Regions from separate parts of the Homo sapiens genome. Here all the other regions are linked to region 2. Evidence: chromatin loops called from intact Hi-C (ENCODE). Cell type or tissue: heart right ventricle. All regions are shown on one strand.

Region 1 (8,000 bases), 210 kb after region 2:
TGCTACAAAGAGGCTGAGAAAGAGGAGAACTGCAAGACCCATTGTGCACATGAGTTTGGTGTTTGCGTGTCTCTGAAGGTGACATTTACCAGGATAATTTCAGAGGAACGATGGGGGTGGAACCATATTGCTGTGGGTTGAACAGTGAGTCGGAGATGAGGAAAGAGACTAAATGTGGACTATTATCTCTAGGAGCTCAGCTGTGGAGGGAGGAAAATGTCAGGGCAGGGCCAAGATCAAGGGAAGGTTCATTTGAGAGGGGAGAGGTTGTATACATTTGCCTGCAGAGAATGAGCCAGCGGGGCAGGGGTGGGACAGGACAGAGGGACCCATCCCTCCAACCCGCCATCTCCCTTCTCACCTGCCATGCTCCCAAAGTCTAATCCCTGCCCCCGCCAGGTCCCTGTCAGATCTGGTGTGAGACTGAGGGAGTCACTGCAGCAGGGTTAGCAAACCTAGAGAGCCACCCATCAGAATCTCACGACACCTTTTAATGGTATGATTTCTGTGATCCTCCCAGATCTACCTTCTCAGCGTCTATGGGGGCAAGGCCGAGGAATCGTCTTTGCAGAAGTTCCCTAGAGATTTCTGAGGCATTCAGACACCACTAACTCAACAAGCTTCATGTGTATACACCTGAGGCCCCTCAGGAAGCAGAAGGCTGGGCCCCGGCTCCCCCAGGACTGGCTGGGCCTGAGGCCCACCGACCACTTTTCCGCTTACACACACTGAGCTGTTTCCAACAGTCTGAAAGGCAGACACTAATTTGCCAAGTTGAAGAAAAGGGGGCTCTCATTCCACCGGCTCCGCTCTGGCAGAACCACGACACTCAACTCCTTATCTCCTTATCTCCTTAAAGCCGTCTCCTTTACACAACAGGCCAGGAAGAATTGTGGGGAATCAAGCCCTGGAAGCAGCTGCTCCAATCGCATTCCCTGACAAAGACCACACGCAGCCAAATCCTGCAGGAGCATTGTGGCTGGTGCCATGGGCTTCAGTCTAGGCCCAGCACCCTGAAAAAAGCAGAATAACACCCAGAAGTTAAACACCCCATTGTCTGAGAACTAGGGAGGCTCATGTGTGCCCATCACTTCTTTGTTCAGACAGCTCAGCTCTTGTGAAATTGGTCCCATCTCCTGGAACAGACAAGAATCCAGGCACTGGCCTGTCCATTCTTCTGAGGGGGCAGAGGGCACAGATGGGCATCTGATAGATACAAAAAGATGCCCTGACCCAGTGAGACCTCTGCTTGGGGTGCAGAGCTGGGCCAGCACTCCATGCTGCAGCTGCAATGAAAAATGAGTCACCTTTGTGTTAGAGAAGAGACAGGAAAAGTGTCCTGGAGAAGGGAAGGCTTTGAGAGTAGTGTGCCACAATCAAAGGTAAGGAAGGAGCTGTCAACACGCAGTCCTTTCCATCCCTGCTAATCCAAAAGCAGCTTCTGTCCGCAGTCATGATATTCAGCCTGCTTTGACAGCTGGGGAGCTGGGTTTAGAGGCTCCAGGCAAAAGATCCAGGTAGAGGTCAGGTGAGCTCTTTCCCACAGGAGGGGAAATGTGTCCCTTCTCAGCCCTGTGATCTAGTTAGACAGGTAGTCAGAGAGACAGAACACATGCAAACAGGCCCTCACTGATAGAGAGTATGTCAAAGGCTGCTGAACTCCCCGGAGGAACATCTCTTAAATCTCTATTGTTTCAGAAATATAGTAAGCACTTAGCTGAAACTGACCTCTAGAAAAAGACACACTTGACCTCATCCACCTAATTCCCTCTGTGTTACACATATTCGTTTAATGTGGTTTGCATGTTAGGTGCCGATTGTTCTAAGAGAGAATAAAAGCACCTTGATTGCTAAAATACACATGTTTGATATGGAAAGTCCTAAAGCTTTCTTCCTCCTCTCGAAACAGATACTGTAATAATCTGGTGTTCTTTGGGGAGGTGTTTTTATTTTTCTTTTTGTTGCTGCTGTTGTAAATTTTTTATGAAGCCCAAAGGTAACAAGAACTGTGATGGTGCTGGGCCTGCCTGGTACTCCTGTCATGGGGTGCCCATCTGTCCCCCACTATAACATGGGAACCCGAAAGGCAGAGCCAGATGCCTGTCTGGGTACTTGGCAGTCCACAGGCACTGCTGCAATTAGCAAGCTGGATCATGATTCAGCATCTGACGCGGGCAGCCTCCACCAGAGCATAGCGGACAGCTTAAAAATAGCAAAGCCACGGCTGCATCTCTCTAGCCCAGGCTCCACACGAGGCAGGGCAGCTGCCGCCAGCAGAGCCTGGAGAGGGTCCCACCTCCCACCCACCCCCTCTCTGTCCTCCCCAGATCCACCTTCCAGCTGTGAAGGCTGAGTGGGAAGCAGAAGGGGCCGGCTCCCATCAAGCTCCCCCACGCAGAACACCCGATGCAGAAATGCCAGCGGTCTCCAGATCCACTGACGGGGCACCCAAGTGTTCTCAGGTTCAGGTCTTGTTTTAAATACACAAACGGAGGGACAATCAGCATGGCTCCCCCATGCCTCAGGCACCAAAACAACTGCACACGCAGCTACAACCACAGGGGTGCTCCCAACTCCCCCTTCCCAGTTAGTGACCAGTGGTGAGGGTGGGTGTGTCTCCCAGCCTGAAGAAGAGAATGGAAAGAGGCGGACTTTGTGCTTGGAGAGGCCTGGGTACAAACCCATTTCACCCATCTGCCAACAGAGACCACCATGCCTCCTGCTTGCCTATCACCACCCCCATCTGCGCCAAGTTAAGTAACTTCTCGGGGCCTCAGAGTCTGGTATGAAACAGAGCTAAAGATCGCTCATTGGCTGGTCACGTCGAGTGTAAATGAGGCAACAGGCAAAGCACTGAGGAGGGTGCCCAGCCCAGACGAGTCTCCAAAAATAAACATCCCTTGCCTTTCCTATTTCCTTCCTAGTCATGGCTGAGGTCTGCCCTGGTGGACCACAGCCACAGTGAAACCAGGGCTAGGAGGACAGGCGGGGGCCTGGGTACCCAAGACAGAGATCCTCAAAGGGCCCTCAGTGTCCTACTGTTTCTCTAGTGTTCACTGAAGTCATGTTCTCTAGGTCAGTGATATTTTGTAGATGAAACTGCAATGTCCTCAGGGCTGATGTTGTCTTTAAAAATGTTCTTTCTACCCAGGAACCCAAAAGGAGATTTAAAATAATGGAGAGGGTTGCCATTTTTCTGAGAATACTATTATTGAATAGATGTCCCTTCTCCCCAAATTAATCTACAAAATTAACAAAATGATTCCACAATTTATCTGGAAGAGTGATTTCATAGGACTAGCTGAGAACATTTTGAAAATGAAGAGTAATGAGTGGGGATTTGCTCTATCTGATTTTAAAAGGTACAAGTAGTAAAATAGTGTGGTTCTGGCACAGGAAGAGACATCAAATCAATGGAATATAACAGAAGGCCAAGAAACAGACCCAAATATCTATACAATGTTAGTATATTATGAGGGTGTTATTTCAAAACATTGGGAAAAGGATAGACTATTCAATAAATACTGTTGGTACAATTGGCTAACCATCTGGATAAAAATTAACAATATCCTTACATTTCCCAGCACGCAAATTGACTAAATGTTTAAGTATAACAAATAAAATATGAAAAATACAGGTGACTATGTAAATAACCTTGGGTTGGCAAAAACTTTCTAAGCCTAATACCAATACCGGTTTCTCTATGGCAGAAACCATAGAGAAAAAAAGTTGACTGCATTATCATCAATGCAATTAAAGGCCAGTAAAAACTGCAAGAATGAACATTGTTGATATGTGAAAGGTCAAATATTTGAAAAGAGTTTTACAAATGAATAAGAAAAAGATAAAAACATTAGCGGAAAAACAGACAAAGAACATAAGCCCAGAATTCAAAACAATAAACACAAATAGCCAATAAAAAGAGGAAGGCTCTCTACACTCCAGGCACACTGGCCTTCTTTCAGGTTCTTGAACATTCTATGCTACCTCCCAACAGAAGACCTCTGTGCTGGCTGTTCCCTCCACTGAGAACACACTCTCCCTTGATCTTCACCTGGTTCAAATCTATCACCTCTCCACGCAAAGCTAACTTTTACCGGAAGCCTTCCTTGAGCACCCCGCCCAGCTGGACCAAGTGAGATTCTCCTTCTTCTCCCTCATAAGCTCTTTCAAAGCTAAGTTGCTTTCCTTCATGGCACTTTTTACAGCTTGTACTTATTTTTGTGATTATTGGATTGTTTATCTCCCCCACTGGACAAACTGCCTCTGTTTTTGCTGACCAGTGCATGTGCAGCACGATGGTGAAAAAAATTATAGGGTATGCACAAAATAGAATACAATACGGTGAGTTACAATGATGCTCTAAAAGATTTATTTTTAAAAGATTAATAAAAATATGATATATTGTTAAGTAATACAAGTAGGTAACAAAACAATGTCTATATACTATTTGGGGGGAGAATGAAGATATATAGAAAAGAGACACACATCACTTTTCTAACAGAGGGTTAGTGTGACATTTATTTTGTTAACGTTGCTCATCCATATTTTCTAAAAAATTCAACAATGAATATGCATACATCTGCATATATATAGCTGCTTTTAATAAGGGAAAAAGCTTAAACCTAGCTATGGTTTCCCTCTGTAAACCCGTGAAGTCCCTGTGCAACTGCTGTAGGAACCACAGTGTGTTCCCTTTCCTTATCTTCTCCCTGACCCTTCTCCACCCTTCCAGCTTTATTTCCACCACCAACAGAGTACGAGAACATGGCCCAGATCCAAACCAACGTGTCAACCTCTGTTGAGCCACCTCCAAGTCCCAAGTTAGCCATTTTCAGGAAATAAAAACTAAATGTATGAGCACACAGCACTTTAGGAAAACCTGAGACTTCCACTAAATAGCTAGATTCCCAAAAACAGTTAAAATGGAATGTGAGTCATAATTTTTCAGAAACCTGTCTATGCTTAGCCTTCAGAACTGTCTTCTCAATAAATATATACAGACAGCCTGACCACCTAAGAAAACGGAGCAAGGGCATTTGCAGGTTTTAATACTGCACAGCAAAGATCATTCTGACAATATTTCAAAGAGATGGGTGATGTGTTTGGCATACATGGTGTACAAGATAAGCAAGATCTAGGGAGGCAACATTGTCGGGTGCTAGGGATAGAGTGGAAATGGCACCCAGCCTCTCAGATGAGTGTCTCACACAAAAATAAATTTTGTGAGTGTTCAATTACCTCCACCTGCCTGGCGCAGTGAACATGGTAAGGCTGTGCTGATGTTGCACTCTCCTGGGGTCTCCTTTCTTGAGAATAACAGTGGTCTGCTTATTTGTAGCTAAGGGAAGAGCCACTTTGCACTTAATGCACTGAAGGAATTGCTCAAGGACTGCTCACCCCCGAGAAAAGCTTAGCCTTGAAGGGCTGCCAAGGACAATGTTCGCTTTCCTTATCAGTGTGGGTTCAGTAGGTTCAGTCTGGTCACAGTGAGACTCAAACTTCAACTCCAGAAAAACTCTCCACCACTTCTCATGTTTTCCACACTCCGCAGCCCTCATTTAATCGGGATGGACATTTCCCACTGGGGACTGAGTGTGCTCTTCCTAAATCCAAGCAGGCCGCCCTAACATGATATGTACACGTGGAGGGTAGGCAGATTGCTTCCTTGGGCCCATCTGGACAGTTTTCCTGAGTTCAGAACATTTAGCACTCCTTGTTATGTTCAAGGCTGGGAATTTGGAAGCTAAAAGAAAAACAGATTCTGCAGAAATAATCGAAACTTCCTCTCTGGCCTCTCTTCACTTTCATTTATAACTTATCTACCCTCTCCTTCTCTACAGCTCATTGCTCTTACTTAAGGGAAAACTAAAGTTAATATAAGTAATTTGTTATTAAGTCTACATATACACTATTCCTGTCACACACTGTAAAGAAAATAGATAATTGGACATTGTGGTAACACCAGTGAGGATAACTTACATTGAAGTGGTGCTCACAAACATACAGTGAAAATGCTGTCCCCAAAGTCACTCATGAGCTGAGAACACGAGGTGGTCTTTCATTCTCATGGATCCCCCCAACCCCTTCAGAGGTCCGCACCACTAACCCCCTCTCTGAAACCCTCACATCCCTGGCTTTGGTAATGCTGTATCTTGGCTCCCCACCAATCTCTGTGAATATTCTCTTGGTATCTTGTGAGGAAACTGAGGCAAAGAGAGGTTCAAGGACATGTCCAAGATCATGTGCTTATTAAGAGATGGAGCCAGGGTCCAGATCCAGGCCCTGACGCTCCCTCTGATCATGCGCTTATTAAGAGATGGAGCCAGGGTTCAGATCCAGGCCCTGCCGCTCCCTCTCCTGCATCCCTCAGGGGGATCCCTCACAGTCCCTGTGTCCCTCAGTCCTCTCCCAGGACCACTACTGAACACTGATTATAATTACCGCTGCCCATGAGATGGTTCCTACATCACATTTATAACGCCGACGTCCGGCTTTCTATCACTTATTCTCAAATGCCTGCTGGGCAATTCCACCTGCATGTCAAAATTTAAGTATCTTAAGACCAAACTCATCATCTTTCTAAAATAAGCTTTTCTTCCTGACATCTCCATTGCAGTTAATGACTCCATGCTTCTTCTCTCTCATGCCTACACTAGAAACCCCTGGCTGCAACATCTTCCTTGGTCTGCCCTCTGCCCTCCAGAATTCAGCCTTTGAAATGTGCACCCTGGCTTTCTCTGCTGCCAGTACCTCCTCCGGGCCTTCAGCACCTCTCACCTGGAGCTCCTCCTCCTGGCTACTAGCTTCCATGTCTCCCTTCAGCCTCCCCTGCCTACTGCAGCAGCCAGGCCAATCACCCTAGGGCAGGGTTGCTCAGAGTCAGCCCTACGGACACTTGAGGCTGATCATTCTCCGTTGTAGAGGCCGTCCTGTGCATTTTAAGATGTTTCACAGCATCCCTGGTCTCCACCCTCTAGACAGTCGTAGCACACACCCTCTATTCCATCCGCTTACCCCAAAACCAAAATTGTCTTCAGACATTGCCAAATGTCCCCTGGGGGACAAAATCACCCCATTTGAGAACCAAAACCCTAACGTATGACTTAAACATGCTCCTCCGTTCAGAAACTCTCAGTGGCTCGTCGATGGCCTCCTGAGGAATCAATAAGAAGAAAATAGTTTTCAAAGATTAGGAAATTCATTTTCCTATTTATGATTTCCTTTCTCTTGAGGTTCTGGGCTTAACCACATTTGGGCTAGGGTTCAAGGCGTACTGCAGAAAGAAGGTCAAAGAGGAAAAGCAGATGACGTTAGCTGGCAAATCCATCCACGGTGTTACATCCCAAACTCCCATGGCTGAGTGCCCCCCAGCCTGGAAGCAGTGAGGCAAGGAGAGATGAATACCTCAGCAGGCTCCAGGGCCAGATGGCTTGAATTTGGGACCCAGCCCCACCACTTCTAATTCTAGGACCCTCAACCTACCCTTTAGCCTCTCTCTGCCCCAGTTTCCTCATATGAAAATAGGAATGAAAACGGTACCTAATTCATAAAGCTGCTGTGAGGCTCAGTGACTTCATTTATGTAAAGCACTTCAAAAGTGCCTGGTATGAACAAGTAATTGATAAATGCTACCCATTAATATTATTACTATTGTTACTACATTTCTTGCTATATTGCTGGTCTGTCTCCAAAACATGCCCTTGGTCCAGGCCAAAGTCAGTCCTTCCCTGGCCATGAACCTATCTTATGCTTGCCCCAGCAAGGCCCATGTTCATGTTCTTTCTGCTAAAACCCCCTGCAGTTCACTTCGTCCTGTTGAAATTTCACAAATATTTTTTTTCATTCAACAAATGTCTATTAAGCTCCTACTTTTTTTTTCTGTGTGAATGTTATTTTTCTTTTTTAAAAAATGCTTTTTAATTTTTGTGGGTACATAGCAGGTACATATATTTATGGGGTACATGAAATGTTTTGATACAGGCAAGCAATAAGCAATA
Region 2 (8,000 bases):
AGCCCATCTGCCAGCCTCCTGCACGTCTACACCTGACGGCTGGGCTCCTGTCGCAGAAACCATGCGCCAGGCACATTGGGGCCCACATAAATGTGCAGTGTCCGATACGCCATGTGGTCAGCACGACTTCTCCACGTCTCCTCTTTCTCTTCTTCCTGCAGAGTGAGCCCACCGGTTCACCACGTTGCTCTTGCCCCTAGCCCACCAGGCCCTGGCCCTCAGCAGCGGACCTGCCGCGGTTTCTGGACTAGGAAGGCCCTGCTCCCGACCGACCCGGAGCGCGCTGCTGCCCTCTACCGGTCATCCGTGCGGCCGGACACCGTGTCAGGCCCGCGAGGAGGGCTCTGCCGCAGTCCCGGGGAACAGCACCCAGCAGCGCCACTGGGAGAGGAAACTGGGGTCAGGGAGGTGTGACTGGGCCCCAGGCAGTCACACTCAGGCCAACAAGGTCAGGGAGGGAGGGCAGCTCACTCGTGCAAACGTGAGTGCAAAATGCACTCCACGGCCAGGAACAGGCAGTCCGTTCATGCGGGCAAAATGGAAAGCGAGCTCCTACCCAGGTTTCTCCTCAGAGCCATCACACGCCTGAGCAGCAACAGTCATTAGCATCAGGGATTAACACAGCGGGCTAAACGTCTGACAACTAACTACTGTTCTCTAAAGAGGACTCAGAGAATCAGCACACGAGGTTTCTGTGCACTGCAGAACGGTTGATTTATTTACTGATGCCCGGTGGTCTCATTAGGGTCTGTTTGCCTCTCTAGGTCTTTATGATTCCATAATACAAAGCACGTCTATTAAGTGTAGCCTAAATTTCCCTTTTATGTGCACTTTTATGTGCAGTCTTTATTCCATTAGCAATGGGTGGGGGCTGGGGCGTACCCTGAGAGACTATCAAATGCCCTGCCAAATTCCTAGAGTTGCTAGAAAAGGGTAACCCTGTCAGGATGGAAACAAGCTGAGTTCTCTGTGACTGGCCATTCAGAAACACAAGCTGACATACAGGGATCCCCGCACCGTTCCACAGAGCTGCAGACCACCTACTAAACCTCTTCTAGAAATTTGTCCACAGTTGTTGTCAAGCTCGCTGGTTTGTGGTTTAAAAGCCCACCTGTGTCCCTTTTTGTGAATCAGAATTTTGTTCCAGAGGCCAGGTATTGTTTGGTTCTCTTTGACTCACTGTGTTGCCAGCACCTAGAATGTATTATGTTGGCAAATATCTGCTGAATGAATGAATTTGCTCACATCCTGCCTGGTGCCTCCCTCCCTCTTCGTGGCCCTGCAGAAAAGGCTGCCAGGTGCAGAGGGCTCCTCTGCCAGTTCTCTGGGTTCCTTGGATGGGCCGGTCTGAGAAGGACTTGGGCAGATTCAGAACAGCCCCACGTCACTTGCTTGCTTCTTTCTCTCCTACCTGGGCCATCACTTCTCTCCTGCCAGGGAGTGGTTATCTGCTAGTATTATACCATTGCACCATCTGCTTCTGAGAGTGAGCTTGTTGCTTCCTTCTTCCTTATCTGAACAGAGCTTGAAAAATCATTTTGCATCTTTGTAGCATTTCCCCCAAATTCAGAGCATTTAGGGCTATAGCCATTCTGAGACCTTTCTCACTGGTCAGACACTGCCTGATATTCATCTTTGCTCATGGATCCTTATTTCTGTCTTTAGTGTATATATCCTTAAAATCTAACCAGGAGGGTGAGGTCATTCTGGTTTCCTTAATTCCCAGCTGGAAGAAGCTTTAAGCAGGGCATCAATGCTGTTGGTGGCCAGTTCTGTGAATTTCACGTCAGGATGCCTCCAGCATCCATTCCCCTTCTTCCAATTCTGCAGCCACTGCTTGGCTGCAAGGCTCCACTGCCTCCCCTCTAGATATGGGAGACACCACCTTGCTAGTCTCCCATAGTAAGCCTGACCCTGACACACACACCCCTCACTTACTATCTGAGGGGGCTTCCTAGGGCATGACTCTGATTAGAAGTCTTCACTGACTCCTCATGCTCATATCACTCAAACTCTTCAGGATGACCTCAGGGTCCCCACCACAGACTCTAAGTGAATTCTGGAATGGTTGACTAGAGAGGCCCTCAGGGCTTGAACCCTTTCATTTCACAGAGCAGGAAACTCCAGCCACCCTGCCTTCCTGGCTGTATCTACACTGGCATCCCATCACTGCCTTGTGCTCGAGATCTAACTTGCCATTCTCAGAGTCTGCCCTCATCCCCATTCTCTCAGCTTAGGCTGGTCCTGGGGCTTGGAATGCTCGTGAATGTCTCATCTGCTCATCCCATTCCAACTCCCCCGTCAAAGGCCACCTCAGAAGCCACCTCTGCCATGAGAATTCTACATGCACTTCTCACACTTCTATGTGCACTAGTTTGTTTTTGTTTTTTTGTTTTGCGGCAAGATCTCGCTCTGTTACCCAGGCTAGAGTGCAGTGGTGCAATCAGGGCTTACTGCAGCCACAATCTCCTGGGCTCAAGTGATGCTCCCATCTCAGCTTCCCAAGTAGTTGGGACTACAGGCTTGTACCACCATGCCCAGCTAATTTTTGTTGTTGTTGTTGTTGTTTTTGTTTTGTAGAGACAGGGTTCCACCATGTTGCCCAGACTGGTCTCGAACTCCTGGGATCCAGCGATCCACCTGCCTCGGCCTCCCAAAGTGTTGGGATTCCAGGCATGAGCCACCATGCCTGGCCTATATGCACTCTTTATCTCCGTCCCCTGGTATTCTGGGTACATTTCCATCATGGCATTTTTATTATATTATGCCTTCTCCACTAGATTGTAAGTCTTGAGGGGCAGGCACTCAGTTTCATTCATGCAGGATCCCCCTGTAGTACCTGGCACAACTTAAGTACCCCAGCAATATTTTTCTCCATTAATATTTTGAAGACAGGACTGGGCATGGTGGCTCATGCCTGTAATCCCAGCACTTTGGGAGGCCAAGATGGGAGGACTGCTTGAGCCCAGGAGTTCTATACCACCCTGGGCCACATAGTGAGACCTTGTCTCTACAAAAAACAGAAAAATTAGCCAGGCATGCTGGTGTGCACCTGTAGTCTGAGCTATTTGGGAGGCTGAGGCAGGAGGATCATTAAGCCTAAGAGTTTGAGGCTGCAGTGAGCTATGATCACACTGCTTTATTTCAGCCTGGGCGACAGAGAGACCTTATATGTATGTATATTTGTACATATGTATATATATATGTACAAATATGCATATATTTATATACGTATCATACACACACAGACACAGACACACTATGACACATTTTTACCAGAAGCACTTACCTCGTTGTCCTAGCAGAAGGGACTTCTAGTATGTTCTTATTCTAGGGGCAGAGGGTCCCTGGTTGTTTAAAGACTTCAGTTCCTGAGACTATAGGAATCTCATCACAGTGATGGTAGTCAGTATTTTATTTTTTGGTGAATCAGGAGAAAGGACTTTTTGTTTTCCTAAGGGAAAATAGGAAAGCTAATTAAGAAGAAGAAACAAAAAATATTATGTAGATATTTTTCTATGCCATACAGCAGTTTTCTTGTGGAAGAATTGCAAACTTTCTGTGTATCTCTACTAAATGGAATTTTAATTGGAAAAGATCAAGACCATTTTGTAAATCAAGGCGGACAGAACACCAAGGTTGAAGTTGGGACCTTGAGAAATCTCTGGCCCAGCCTCTTGTTCAGAAGGTGGGTGTCTAAGCCATTCAGTTCCTCTGGGACCTAAAAATCTCTTTCATGACATTTCTGGGGTCATTTGGTTTCCAAAGACTCAAGCACAAGGATGAGGACAATTCCACTGTCCCTATTGTCCAGTGAGCAGAGAACTTCCAGACAAAATGGTCTTGCGGCTCTCTAGGGACAGATAGAACTAAGGTCACTATGAGAGTGAGACATTTCTAAGCGGTACATCTAGGTAAATTATGGCTGTGTTAGAAGACAGTGCACAGTTATTGGATTTCGGGTTTCGGGTGAACAATGTCCTGAAAGTTGAAGAGTTGGCTTATAGTGCTTTTCATTATTTGATAGATGATTAACTCAGAGAGGTTAAGCACTTGTCTAAGATCTCACATTTATTACACTGTGGAGCTCGGATTTGAATCCCGCTGCAAACTTAGTTGTCACTGTGACCTTTGAACAAAACAAAATTGAATATGCTGCAAAACATCCACAGAGCCTCAAAGCGAGCTCGGAACCTGAAACGGCCCGCCTGAGACCTCCTTGAAACGGTGATTCTGATTCATCAGGGCTGTGGCTGAAGGACCTGAGAGTCTGCATTTCTAACGGGCTCCCACGTGATGCTGCTGCTGGTCCACTGACCACACTGTTAGCGGTGAGAACCTAAGAGTCTGTAATTGCCTCCCTGCTCATTACCCCCATGCCCACGTGAGCTGCCTCGTTCTTCCAGGATAAGGCATGGCTAAGATGCTGCACGATTGGTTTTGAGAAGGGGCTATACTAATACATTCACTTCCCCTTCCTCCCCATTTTTCTCAGCGCTGAAGAGTGAAGCATCAGAGAGTACCTCAAAGAAGATTCATGTGAGGCTTTGAGGAGGAGGGGATGGATGGGTCATATCGCTTTACTAGGAGCTAAGGAAACGGGACAGCTTGGGTGCGACTTCTGATTTCAGGAGATGCGCTTTCCCTAGAGACCAGCAGAGGGCGCAAAAGGGGCAGGGACCGAGGGGGAGGAGCCCGCGGAGCCGCGGCCGGAGAGTCGAGCGGGGCGCGGGGAGCTGCAAGCGTCCCTGAGCTGAGCTCCGCTGGGAAGTTCCTATCGCTTGCGCAGTAGAGTGCATTTAGACATTTCAATGACAACTAAATTTGTAGCTGGATTCAAATCCTAGCTCCACAGTTTAGTAGGTGTGTGAGCTTGGGCGAGTGCTGAACCTCTCTAAGCATCAGTTTACTGCCTATAAAATCACAGCAATAAGTTTCTACCTCCCACCCCCGCCGCCCCTACCCCGGCAGCAACAGCCTGCTTCCGGCTTCCAGGGATCCTCCAGTGCCCAAACCAGAATATCCAGTTACCCATGCTTAATACTCCAACAGTTCTTGCTTGCTGAAGTAGGCAGCCATCATTTACGCAACTACACCTTACCAGAAACGCCTTCCCTTTAGAACACTGAAGGGGAAAGTTAGAGAGGGAAAGGAAATTTCTCAAGGCACTGGGGTGATTTTGTGTTTCTTTAGCATGAGTTACCGGAAAGCTTCCTGTGTTTTCTTTACTATCTTTAGGTGGTGGTTCCCAGCATCAAAAAACAGCAAAAACAGCAGCAAGCAAAGGCGCTGATACTCTGAAAAGTTATGTTGAAAACACATGGTTTAGGTACAGAATGGCTTCCCCGTTGTTTGCACATTATAACTCTTTAGCACACAATTTTAAAGCATCTGATTGAAAGAAATAATTTTTAGTGATTATTAAAAACGAACAACTAGCACAACATTTAAAATCGTCGGGAAAAGGTGGCTCGCCCAGAAAGTGAACATCCCTACCTGTCTCCAGGTTCGGACAGCGCCAACATTCTCAATTAGAAAATTAACATCTGAGGCTCCGACATCTTCCCTGGATGCTAAATCCTGTGTATTGATGGGCAAAGTCAATTGCCAGGAAAGCTGGGCAACTATAAGGTCAGGGGGCTGGAGCAGATGAGAGTAGGGAAGTCCAGTATAGCATCCCTGAAAGTAATGACACAGACAATCTGCTAAGCGCTGCAAAAATCATTTGGAGTGTGATGTAAATTGGAAACAGCTGGGGTGGGGGTGGTGACCGGCAACTAGGAACCCTATTAACCTGATCAGTTAGATACGAAATGGGAATGTGAAGAGAGAGTATCAAACACTTGAGAACTGTTCTGAGAGGGATGTGTAGTCTGTGCTGGGCTAGCAAAGGAATCAAGAGAAAGCTTCCCAGGCAGATAAAATCCAATGCACCCTGCAGCTGCTGGAGACACCCCCTGATGCAAGGTAAGCCCTGAAGAGGTTGAGAAGGAAAGGTGGGGGGCACTCAGGCCAGGATGAGGATGCCCTGAGAGGAAGATGATTTCACTGGTGTTGCCTGAGGGACTGTAAGCAGGGACAGGTGAGGCTGGGGAGCGCACCCCTGCTGGAAGCACAGGTCCCCACCCTGTGCCCAGTGTCCTGGGACCCGAAGGAGGTTTACTGCATGTGGAATCTGCCTGGGCAGGCTGCCCAGGGTGGCTATGCTCCATTCTGAGTCAGGGCAGGGAGTCAGCTAGTTGATTTGGCTCCAACTTGCTAGTGGTGGTTACTTTCGAGATACATGAGACCATGGCAAAAATGCTGGGCTGGGAGAGGATAAATATCGGTTCTAGTCCTCCTTCAGCCACAGTCTGGGTATCCTAGACAACTCTAACTTTCATTGTCCTCAGTTTCTGCATATGTATAACGGTGAGTTTGAAATGGAAGCATTTTTAAATCCTTGTTAACTCTGAAGTTATCTAAGGAAACTTGCTGAGTATCATCATGACAGCAATCATAGACCAGGGCCAATCCTCCCTGAAGCAGAACATTCCTTCTTCATTCTGGCAAATTTGCAAGGCTGTTACACCGGATCTTGAAGATACATAGTGGAAAATGATGTTATTAATGTACCGATGAAAAAAATGGAACCACATATATCCTAGCTTTAAATAGCAACTTTTTCCCCCCTCAAGAAATTACCCTCAGAGGAGCTTATGTCTGCGGCTAGATATTTTGAGATTTGACTTTTTTTTCCCCCTCTCCTTGTATTTCTGCTTTCCTAGGCTCACCTCCACCTCTGTAGCCAGCTCCCTAGTCATTGGTCCAGGGCAGGTATATGTCAGAACCCTACCAGGAATAGCCTGCAAGTTCTTCTGGCTTTGATTTTCCAAACAGGGCCTTAGGTTGGGGACACAAAGTCTTTGCCAAGTTGGGGGAAGAGGGGTGGGGTGTGCTGATGGGTAAAGCAGAGAGACATGCTTCTAGAAACAGGAAGACAGGAAGGGAAAAGGGGTCTGTCAGCACCAGGAAGACAGGACTCTGGCAGGACCCCAGTGAGTTAGCTATGTGGTCTGGAAGCAGTGAGGACTTGCTAGGCAAGACAGGCACAAGAGTGCCTTCAGTGGTAACCCGAGTGGACCAGATGGGGGAGCAGGAGATACCTGCACCCGAGCCCCTGGGATCTTGGCAATGCATAAGAGATCTGAAATTGTGACACAGTGACACAACCTGGGGTGATTTCTATGGTTGCTGGCCAGATGAGATGAAGGCTCTAAACTAATATTAATATCTAGAAAATAGAGGAGAGGCAGTATTTCTTGCACATCTGTGCATGCTAGAGATTCACACTCACTACCCTTTTGGTTCACAGGTTGGGAAATAAAAGAAAAGGTAGTCTTGAAGCTATCTGAACCCAGTTATATCTCTGACCAAGATGAGGAGGAATCTCAGACCCCAGAAACTCAGGACTAAAAGTGACTTCTGATTTTGCCTTTATCATGGTCTTCTGAGTTCAAATCCAGACAGTTTCCCTGACTGTAAAATGGGATGGTTATGAAGAGTAAATGAGATGGGACATATAGCTTATATTTTTTGGTCCCTTGCAATACTTTGCATGTGGCAGATTGCTTGTTGACTATCAAATTATTTATTGACTGTTTTTTAAATTTTTTTTTTTGAGACAGAGTCTCACTCTGTCACCCAGGCTAGAGTGCAGTGACATGATCATGGCACAACCTTGAACTCCCCCGGCTCAGGTGATCCTCCCACCTCAGCTTCCCAAGTAGCTGGGGCTACAGGCACATGCTACCATGCCCAGCTAATCTTTCTATTTTTTGTAGAAGTGGGTCTCGCCATGTTGCCCAGGCTGGTCTCGAACTCCTGGGATCAAGAGATGTGCCCGCCTCAGCATCCCAAAGTGCTGGAATTACAGGCGTGTGCCATTGTCCCTGGCCTTATTGACTATTAAAGCTAGTCCAACCCACAGTGAACCTGGGTCCAGAGAGATACCTGGTTTG
Region 3 (8,000 bases), 340 kb before region 2:
TTTTGACAAATAGATAGCACTGGAAAAAGATATTAAGGCTGCTGGAATCTTGGCTGTCAAACTAATTAGCTGTGTGACTATAGGAAAGTCACTTAACCTCTCTGAGTTTTAATTCTCTTATGACTAAAATTAGGAAAATGATGACACAAGGTGCTATCGTCTGAATGTTTCTGTCCCCTGATAAATTTGTATGTTGAAATCCCAATCCCCAAGGTGATAATATTAGGAGGTGGAGCTTTTGGGGAGGTGATGAGTCACTGGGGCAGAGCCCTCATGAATGGGATTAATGCCCTTACAACAGAGGCCCAAGGAAGCTTCCTTGCCCCTTTCATCATGACACAGTCAGGAGGTGCTGTACTATGAACCAGAAAGCAGGTCCTCACCAGACACCAAATCTACTGGCACCTTGATCTTGGACTTCTAGTCTCTGGAACTGCAAGAAATAAATTTCTGTTTATAAGCCACCTAGTTTATGGTATTTGTTATAATAGACCGAACATACTAAGACACAAGGTTGCTCTGAGTAAAAAATGAAATGACATGCATGAGAGCACTTACCGCAGTGTCCAGCACCTAACAGGTGCACCCAGTCATCTGTTCTGCTGTTCCTATGTAAGAGGAGGAAATAGGGTGAGCAGGCTGAAGACTTTGTGGGGAGAATGGGAAGAGGTCTCATTGGAGCAGAAGGTAGGGTGAATGAAGAATATGGCTGGAAAACTGATCTGGGGCCAAGTGGGAGTGGCCCAGTGCATGAGAAGCCCTTGGAGGATGTGCTGAAGGGCCTGTCCTTGATTTGTCACATAATAGTGGACACAGCTATCTGAATCCAATCAGAATACTATTAATTGTTCCTCAAATCCAGTCATAATGCAATCTGAATACTCTATAACTAAATATTAATTTGTAAAGTTTACCTCCCACAAAATTAATCTCCAGCAAAGACTAATCACAACTGTTATTTTAAGAGCAGCAACTTAATACAACTAACTATTAAATAGGTATTAAAGAACTAAAAATAACTAAGGTATCAGAAAGGAAGCAGCTTCAGGGAGAAGCTTTGTTCCCTAGAGCTTAGGAAACTAATAGAAGAATATGGACTTATTAAAACTTGGAAGTATGGAGCAGTATGGCAGTTTCTCAAAAAATATATAATAGAATTACCTAGTATGTAGCAGTTCCACTGCTAGATATATATTCCAAAGAACTGTAAGCAGAGACTCAGAGATATTTGTACACACATTGTATTCTCACACTGCTATGAAGAACTGCCTGAGACTGGGTAATTTATGAAGAAAAGAGGTTTAATTGACTCACAGTTCCGCATGGCTGGGGAGGCCTCAGGAAACTTGCAATCATGGCAGAAGGCAAAACGGAACCAAGACAGGTCTTCACATGGTGGTAGGAGAGAGAGAGAGAAGGGGGAAGTGCCATACTTTTAAACTATTTTGTGTTTTAAAATTTTTTGATTTTGTGAGAACACTATGATGAGAACAGCAAGGGGGAAATCCACACCCATGATCCAATCACCTCCCACCAGGCCCCTCTCCTGACAAGCGAAAATTTCAATTCAACATGAGATTTGGGTGGGGACACAGAGCCAAACTATGTCACCCATGTTCATAGAGGCACTATTTGCAAGAGCCAAAAGATGGAAGTAACCCAAGTGTCCATCAATGAATGCATGGATAAACGTTTTAATTACCTACAATGAAATATTGTTCAACTCCAAAAAGAGAGTAAATTCTGACACATGCTATAAGGTGGATGAAGCTTGAGGATATTATGCTAAATGAAATAAGCCAGGGACAAATAGACAAATATTGTATGACTCAACTTATGTGAGGTACTTAGAGTAGTCAAAATCATAGAAACAGAAAACAGAAATGGTGGTTGCCAGGGGCCTGTGGGAGTGATATGGTTTGGCTCTGTGTCCCCACCCAAATCTCATTTCTAACTGTAATCCCCACGTGTGGAGGAGGGACCTGGTGGGAGGTGATTGGATTATGAAGGCAGTCTCCCCCATGCTGTTCTTGTGATAGTGAGTGAGTTATCACAAGATCTGATGGTTTTATAAGTGGCAGTTTCCCCTGCTCTTTTCTCGCCTGCTGCCATGTAAGACGTGCCTCCTTCCTCCTCCACCACGATTGTAAGTTTCCTGAAGCCTCCTCCGCCATGCAGAACTGTAGGTAAATTAAACCTCTTTTCTTTATAAATTACCCAGTCTCAAGCAGTTCTTTACAGCAGTGCAAAAATGGATTAATATGGGGGGGAAGAGGAAATGGGGAGTCATTACTTGATGGGTATAGAGTTTCAGTTTTGCAAGATGAAATGAGTTCTGGGTATTGGCTGCACAATAATGTGGGTGTACTTAACACCACTGAACTGCACACTAAAAATGGTGAAGGTGGTAAGTTTCATGTTACATGTTTACCAATATTTAAACAAAGCGAAAACACTTATAAGTTTGGAAGAAGAACTTTGCAGAGCTAAAGCTCAGACCTTGGAGTGTTAGTGTCTCTGAGCTCAGAGGAAAGGCCCTGTGGGGCTGAGACCTGGACCTCTGGATATGGTGGGGATGGACTGGCTGCTACTGGTGTCTTGAAGGAGGCACGATGATCAGGCTACCCCTATAAGTGTTGGAAAAACTGCCAACTGGAACCAAGTGCTGGTACTGGGACTAAACTAATTGCTGCTGCCTGGTGAAGAAGAATTACTAGGGTGAGACTGACAGGAAGCAGAAAAAAATTCCTTCTTTCTTCTCCAGCCTCGCAGTCTCCCTCTACCAACCTCTCTTGGCAGAGTCTAGCTTGGAGCCAGCTGGCAAACAGAAAAGTGGTTTGCAAAGTCCTGATCCCAGCAGCACCAAACTGAGTATAGAAGAGGAGTTTGAAAATGAGACAATGGCTGACACAGTGGGCCACTGAACATTTAATTTATGAACAAGGAAATGGCATAATCAGAGTGTTAGAATGCTGACTCTGGTGGCAGTGTGAGAAATAATTGAAAAAGGGAGACTTACGAGACTATTAAATCTATCCAGGAAAGATGCAGTGAGAGTCCAGCCTTGGATTTGCTCCAATTCTGTTATCAAAGTTTCTGTCCTGTTCCTGAATCCTGAGTCATCTTGCCCATGTTATCCTTAGTTCTTGTACGTGGATCCCCTTCCAATTTCTGTTGCTGTGCCTTTTTAGCCTACCCAAGACTGCCCATTCACAAGTTAAGGACAGCTAAGAATTCTAGACTGGACAGCCTGCCTGGGTCCCCTAATATGACCTGCTTTAAATAGCACCATATTCCAGGAAACTCTTCAGACATCCTGCTATTCCTCTGAAATCTCTGAAGCTAACTGCTTACCTAGTCCTACTATGTGCCATACCTAAGTGTTAGGGTTTCAGAGATGAACGATATTCTATACTCAAGAGGCTGGGCATGGTGGCTCATGCCTGTAATCCTAGCACTTTGGGAGGCCAAGGCAGGAGGATCATTTGAGCTCAGGAGTTAGAGGCCAGCCTGGCCAACATAGGGAGACCTCATCTCTAAAAAAAAAGGAAAAAGTATTCTATACTCAAGGAAACTGAAGTTTAGGGAAAAAGGCATCAAATGTAAATAAATAGTTAGAATATGATGATAGAAAAGTAATTGCTAATATTTATTATAAGATAGGAATTTTTAAGTGCTTGAGATACAAACACATTTAAACCTCGTAACAAACCTAGGAGGTAGGTTCTGTTATTACTCCCATTTTATAGGTGGTGAAACTGAGACACAGAAGATTAAGTGATTTGTTCAAGGTCAGGCAGTAAGGAAGTGTTGGAACTGGCATTCAAGTCCCAGAGCAGTCAGCCTCTGCAGTTCAGGATTCAGGGACTGAGAGTAGGAAAATTTAAAAAGGTTGATGAGGTTCAAATGGAAATCAACAAGAGGGTCTGACAAATTGGATTAAGTTTTCACCTGTGGGTAGAGGGAGAAAGGGTGTGTGTGTGTGCGCGTGCGTGCGTGTGCACATATATATGCGTATGTGTTCGTATTCGTGTGTGTGTGTGTGTGTGTGTGTGTGTGTGTGTGTGTGTAGCTGCATGGCTCTCCTTAGAGATGCTTCTTTAAATCCCCCTTTTCTTGCCTACCACTGCTTATAACCCACCATTTCTGCAATGAAAGGCAGAGATGGAGGACCTGCGTACACTCTATGGTAAATTGTTGGAGTAAAACCTGTTCAGAAATCAAACCTTCCTCTTTGGCTGCCTGCCACTGTGCTGGATTCAATCATAACAAGTAGCCCAGACCCCAACCATCTTCTCTACATCAACCTCACCTTTATTCTACCACAATATTCATCTGTTATCAAATGAGATAAAGTATAAGAGAGCATTTTATAAGTTATTAAGTGTCATACAAATATTAGTTATCATTGTTACTACCACCTGCAAAACTGGTCAATTTCGATAAGTTTCCTTTTCTGCATGTCTGAGTTCTATGAAAAACTTCACTAAAAAACTCATTGAAAAATCCCCATGTTGTTTTCGGAACTGATCACTAGGTGTTGCTATTTGATAACACATTATCAACACCCTGCCCACCCCCAAATGCCTGTATTTTTTTGCAGAGGTACTGAGATTGATTTTTCTCTATTTGATTTTGATAAGAATTATCTGTTGTGTTTCACATAATTTGCAGAGAAATAATTTGAAGTCAAGTAGGAGTAATTGGCCTTATTCCTTGCTTCCCCTCTTTTTCCTCTTTCATGCCTTCGATTTTAACAACCATCTCTCTCACTGCAGTGCCTGCAATGCAGATCACTCCTCAATCCCTATTTCATCTATTCAACAAATATTTATTGAACATTATATATGTGCCAGACATTGACTAGGAGCTGAGTATACAAGAGTGAATAAAACAGCCAAAGTTTTGACCACCATGCAGCTTACTCTTACGGCTCTTTCTTGGACAACCGACCCACATTTTCAACTTTTTTTGCAATAGGAACTAAACTTGTCTTTTCGTTTCCCACATTGAAAATCTCTCAGGTAGCATCCATGTAGCTGAACTGCTTCTCAAACTCATCATATTCATCCTGAGCACCACCTTTTGACTTGAATGGAAACATGACTTGTTCTCTTAAGTCATCAAGCTCAAAAATCTCAGTTATGCTAAGTGAAATAAGCCAGGCACAGAAAGTCAAATACTGGGTGATCTCCCTTATATGTGGAATCTAAAAAAGTAAATTTCATAGAAACAGTGAGCAGAAAGATGGTTGTGGTTACCATCGGCTGGTGAGGGGGAGAAGGGTGGGAGAAGCGAAGGAATGTTGATCAAAGGGTTCAAGGTTTCAGTTTAGACTGAAGGAATACGTTTCAATGATCTATAATAATGTATTGTGTATTTCAAAACTGTTAAAATAATAGATTTTTAACATCTCACAAGAAAAAAGATAAATTGATGAAGTGATAGATATGTTAGATATGTTAATTAGCTGGATTTAACCTTTCTACAATGTGTGCATGGATCAAAACATCATGTTGTACCTCATAAATGCACATAATTATTTTTGTCAATTAAAAATAAATAAAGTTTAAAAACCCAAACTTTTTTTTTTTTTTTTTGAACTGCTTCCTCTCCTTTGCTTCCATTCCTAATCAATTGTCACATCCAAGCTTTGGAACAGGTCTTCAGTGCCCCTGGCCTGGGCCACAGTGATAGAATTTCCTGCTTCCTTTTCCTCTTACCTCCAACAAATCCTCTACATTGCTGACAGAGTAATTCTCTTGAATAGTACTTCTCACCATACAACCCCCAGCCCCTTTCTTTATTCTAAGCATTTAAACTCCTATTCTTAGCATCTAAATCTCTCCATCACCTGACTTCAACCTCCATAGTCTTCACTCTACCTCTAAATCAACAAAAAGTGGGTTAAGAAATGTTTATGTACCATGCATTGGACTAAGGCACATGGAGTAGAGATATGAACAAGACCAGATCCCTTCCCTCATGATAAGCAGAAGATTACTAAATAAGTGTTATGGATTGAATTGTGCCCATCCCCAATTCATATGTTGATACCCTACCCGCCAGTACCTTAGAATGTATTAGGAGATAGGGCCTTTAAAGAGGTAAAGGGGTTAAATGAGGTCATGAGGGTAGGACACCAATCCAGTAGGACTGGTGCTCTTGTAAAAGGAGAGAGATACACCAGGGATGCACACATACAGAGGAGAGGTGACGTAAGGACACAGAGAGAAAGAAGACAGCCATCTGCAAGTCTGGAAAGAGACCTCAGGAGAAACCAAACCTGCCAACACTTTGATCTTGGACTTCCAGTTGATGGCAGTGGCAGGCCATTTGTAGCAACCGCTGCCATCATGCCAGCTGCAGCAGGGAGGCGCAGCCAGGGCTGCACACTCCATGAAGCCAGCAGGAACTGGGGAGAAGTGGGAGCCCCACCCATTCTGAGTTGGGGCAGGAGCTCCTTGGATGCCACTGCAGCCGCCCAAGCCACAGCTGCGGACCCAGACATCCCTGTGCTCTTGGGGCCCGGGAGCAGGTGGGAGCTCCAACCTCTGATGCACAGCTTCAGCTGCCCAAACCAGGGCTGCAGATCCAGGCCTCCTGCTCCATGGAGCAGGCAGGAGCCACCTCCCCTCCTGCCCCTCCTCCACCCCCACAGCTGTAGCCGCCCAAACTGTGGCTGCAGACCCAGGCATCTCTACACTCTTAGGGGCCCTGGAAGGCCTCCTCCTACCCTCACAGGCTTGGAAGTGCCTGCTCCCACTGCCTGGCTTCTCTCTGCTGTAGGCACCTGCTTCTATCTTGAAGCAAAGTCAGGCTGAGCCCAGGCACTGTTGGAGCCCAGCCAAGTGTGCACACTCTTGGGGCAGTGCTGACATGCCAGCTTCTTGCCATCTCAGCCACTTCTGGACTTTGGGCACCAACAAGCATAGGAAGGAAGCCAAGGGTGGCTAAGGGCAGCTCTGCACTGGCCTGCAGGTGCCCCTTGGCAACTACAGCCTGGATACCATGGATGGCAGCTGAAGGCAGACAGGTTCCTGGGCAGAAGTGGGCAGGTCCCTGGTGAGGCCCCACATTCAGGCTAGGGAGGGCCTGAAGACTGTGGGCTGGACTGCTAGTCCCATGAACCAGAGTAGGAACTCCTGGTGCCTTTTCCCGGCCCACCCATGGCCACCTGTGGACCAATCGGCACACACTTCCTCCCCTCTGAGGCCCATAAAAGTCCTGGGTTCATCCAGAGCTGAGTAGACATTGGGATGAACAGCTGCAGAGAGGAGCTACCCACTTCAGGGACTCCTCTCTGCTGAGAGCTGCAGAGAAAATGGTATAACTTGTCTGCAGAGAGGAGCTTCCTACAACAGGGTCTCCTCTCTGCCAGGAGCTGAACACTCGCCAATGGGACACCATAGCTACAGAAAGGCGCTGCCTTCTGTGGGAGACCGAGCTGTTCTATCACTCAATAAAGCTCCGCTTCATCTTACCCACTCTCCACTTGTCTGCATACCTCATTCTTCCTCGTCACAGGACAAGAACTCAGGACCCATTGAATGGCGGGGCTAAAAGAGCTATAATGCAAACAGAGCTGAAACATGCCCCTTGCTTGCCATGTTGCAGGCAAAGAAAAGGAGAGATGAGCTGTGGCCCTTCGGGGATCCCAGACCTTGGAGCTCCCTGAGCCAGGGCTGTGACTCCCTCTTTAAAGCCCTGCAGTTCCTGGGATCTCCAAGCTTCCAGGTGCCACCATATTCCCCAGTGCCAGCCATGATGAGCTACTTGTGTTGCGTCTGGTTCAGCTGCAGCTTCTCAGAGAGCCAGCACCCATGCCAGCACCTGGTGCTGCCCACCCCACTGCAGCAGCCAGCATGTCTGTCTGGGCGCAGTGGCCGGACCACAGATTCATTCACACACCCCTCACCATTCCACGCCTGACTCATCCTTGACAAGCATGGGACCCAGGTCAGTAGTGTGAGACAAGTTCATCCTGCCTAGCCAAGTAG

The links. Peaks named below come from ENCODE experiments on the same cell type or tissue, not always from the same donor. Only the 100,000 strongest peaks of a DNase experiment are listed, where the experiment ranks them.
Region 1: a loop joins it to region 2, with 2.2 times the contacts of the local background. A loop is called at or near these places in 20 of 110 quality-filtered maps.
Region 3: it touches region 2 in a loop (5-fold over the local background); 59 of 110 quality-filtered maps call a loop at or near these places.

What each region holds. Positions count from the first base shown.
Region 1 is chr1:223,339,152-223,347,151 of GRCh38, forward strand. The region is part of intron 2 of SUSD4 (sushi domain containing 4); the gene reads right to left. Among named protein-coding and RNA genes, the nearest start is that of SUSD4, 21 kb to the right of the region's middle. RefSeq lists an enhancer at 1,885-2,385 and a silencer at 2,876-3,053. In heart right ventricle, no CTCF peak of the experiment used is centred here; DNase peaks (open chromatin) are centred at 2,168, 4,765 and 5,553; H3K27ac peaks cover 1,089 bases.
Region 2 is chr1:223,129,186-223,137,185 of GRCh38, forward strand. TLR5 (toll like receptor 5) reads right to left here. Exons shown (of 6, transcript NM_003268.6): 3 at 7,993-8,000; 4 at 5,497-5,679; 5 at 3,290-3,454. Among named protein-coding and RNA genes, the nearest start is that of TLR5, 10 kb to the right of the region's middle. RefSeq lists enhancers at 94-223, 364-553. In heart right ventricle, CTCF peaks have their summits at 310 (motif pointing left), 518 and 4,656 (motif pointing right); DNase peaks (open chromatin) are centred at 296 and 4,696; H3K4me3 peaks cover 1,573 bases; H3K27ac peaks cover 581 bases; H3K27me3 peaks cover 326 bases.
Region 3 is chr1:222,788,406-222,796,405 of GRCh38, forward strand. No RefSeq gene overlaps it. Among named protein-coding and RNA genes, the nearest start is that of DISP1, 23 kb to the right of the region's middle. In heart right ventricle, CTCF peaks have their summits at 4,530 (motif pointing right), 6,370 and 6,611; no DNase peak of the experiment used is centred here.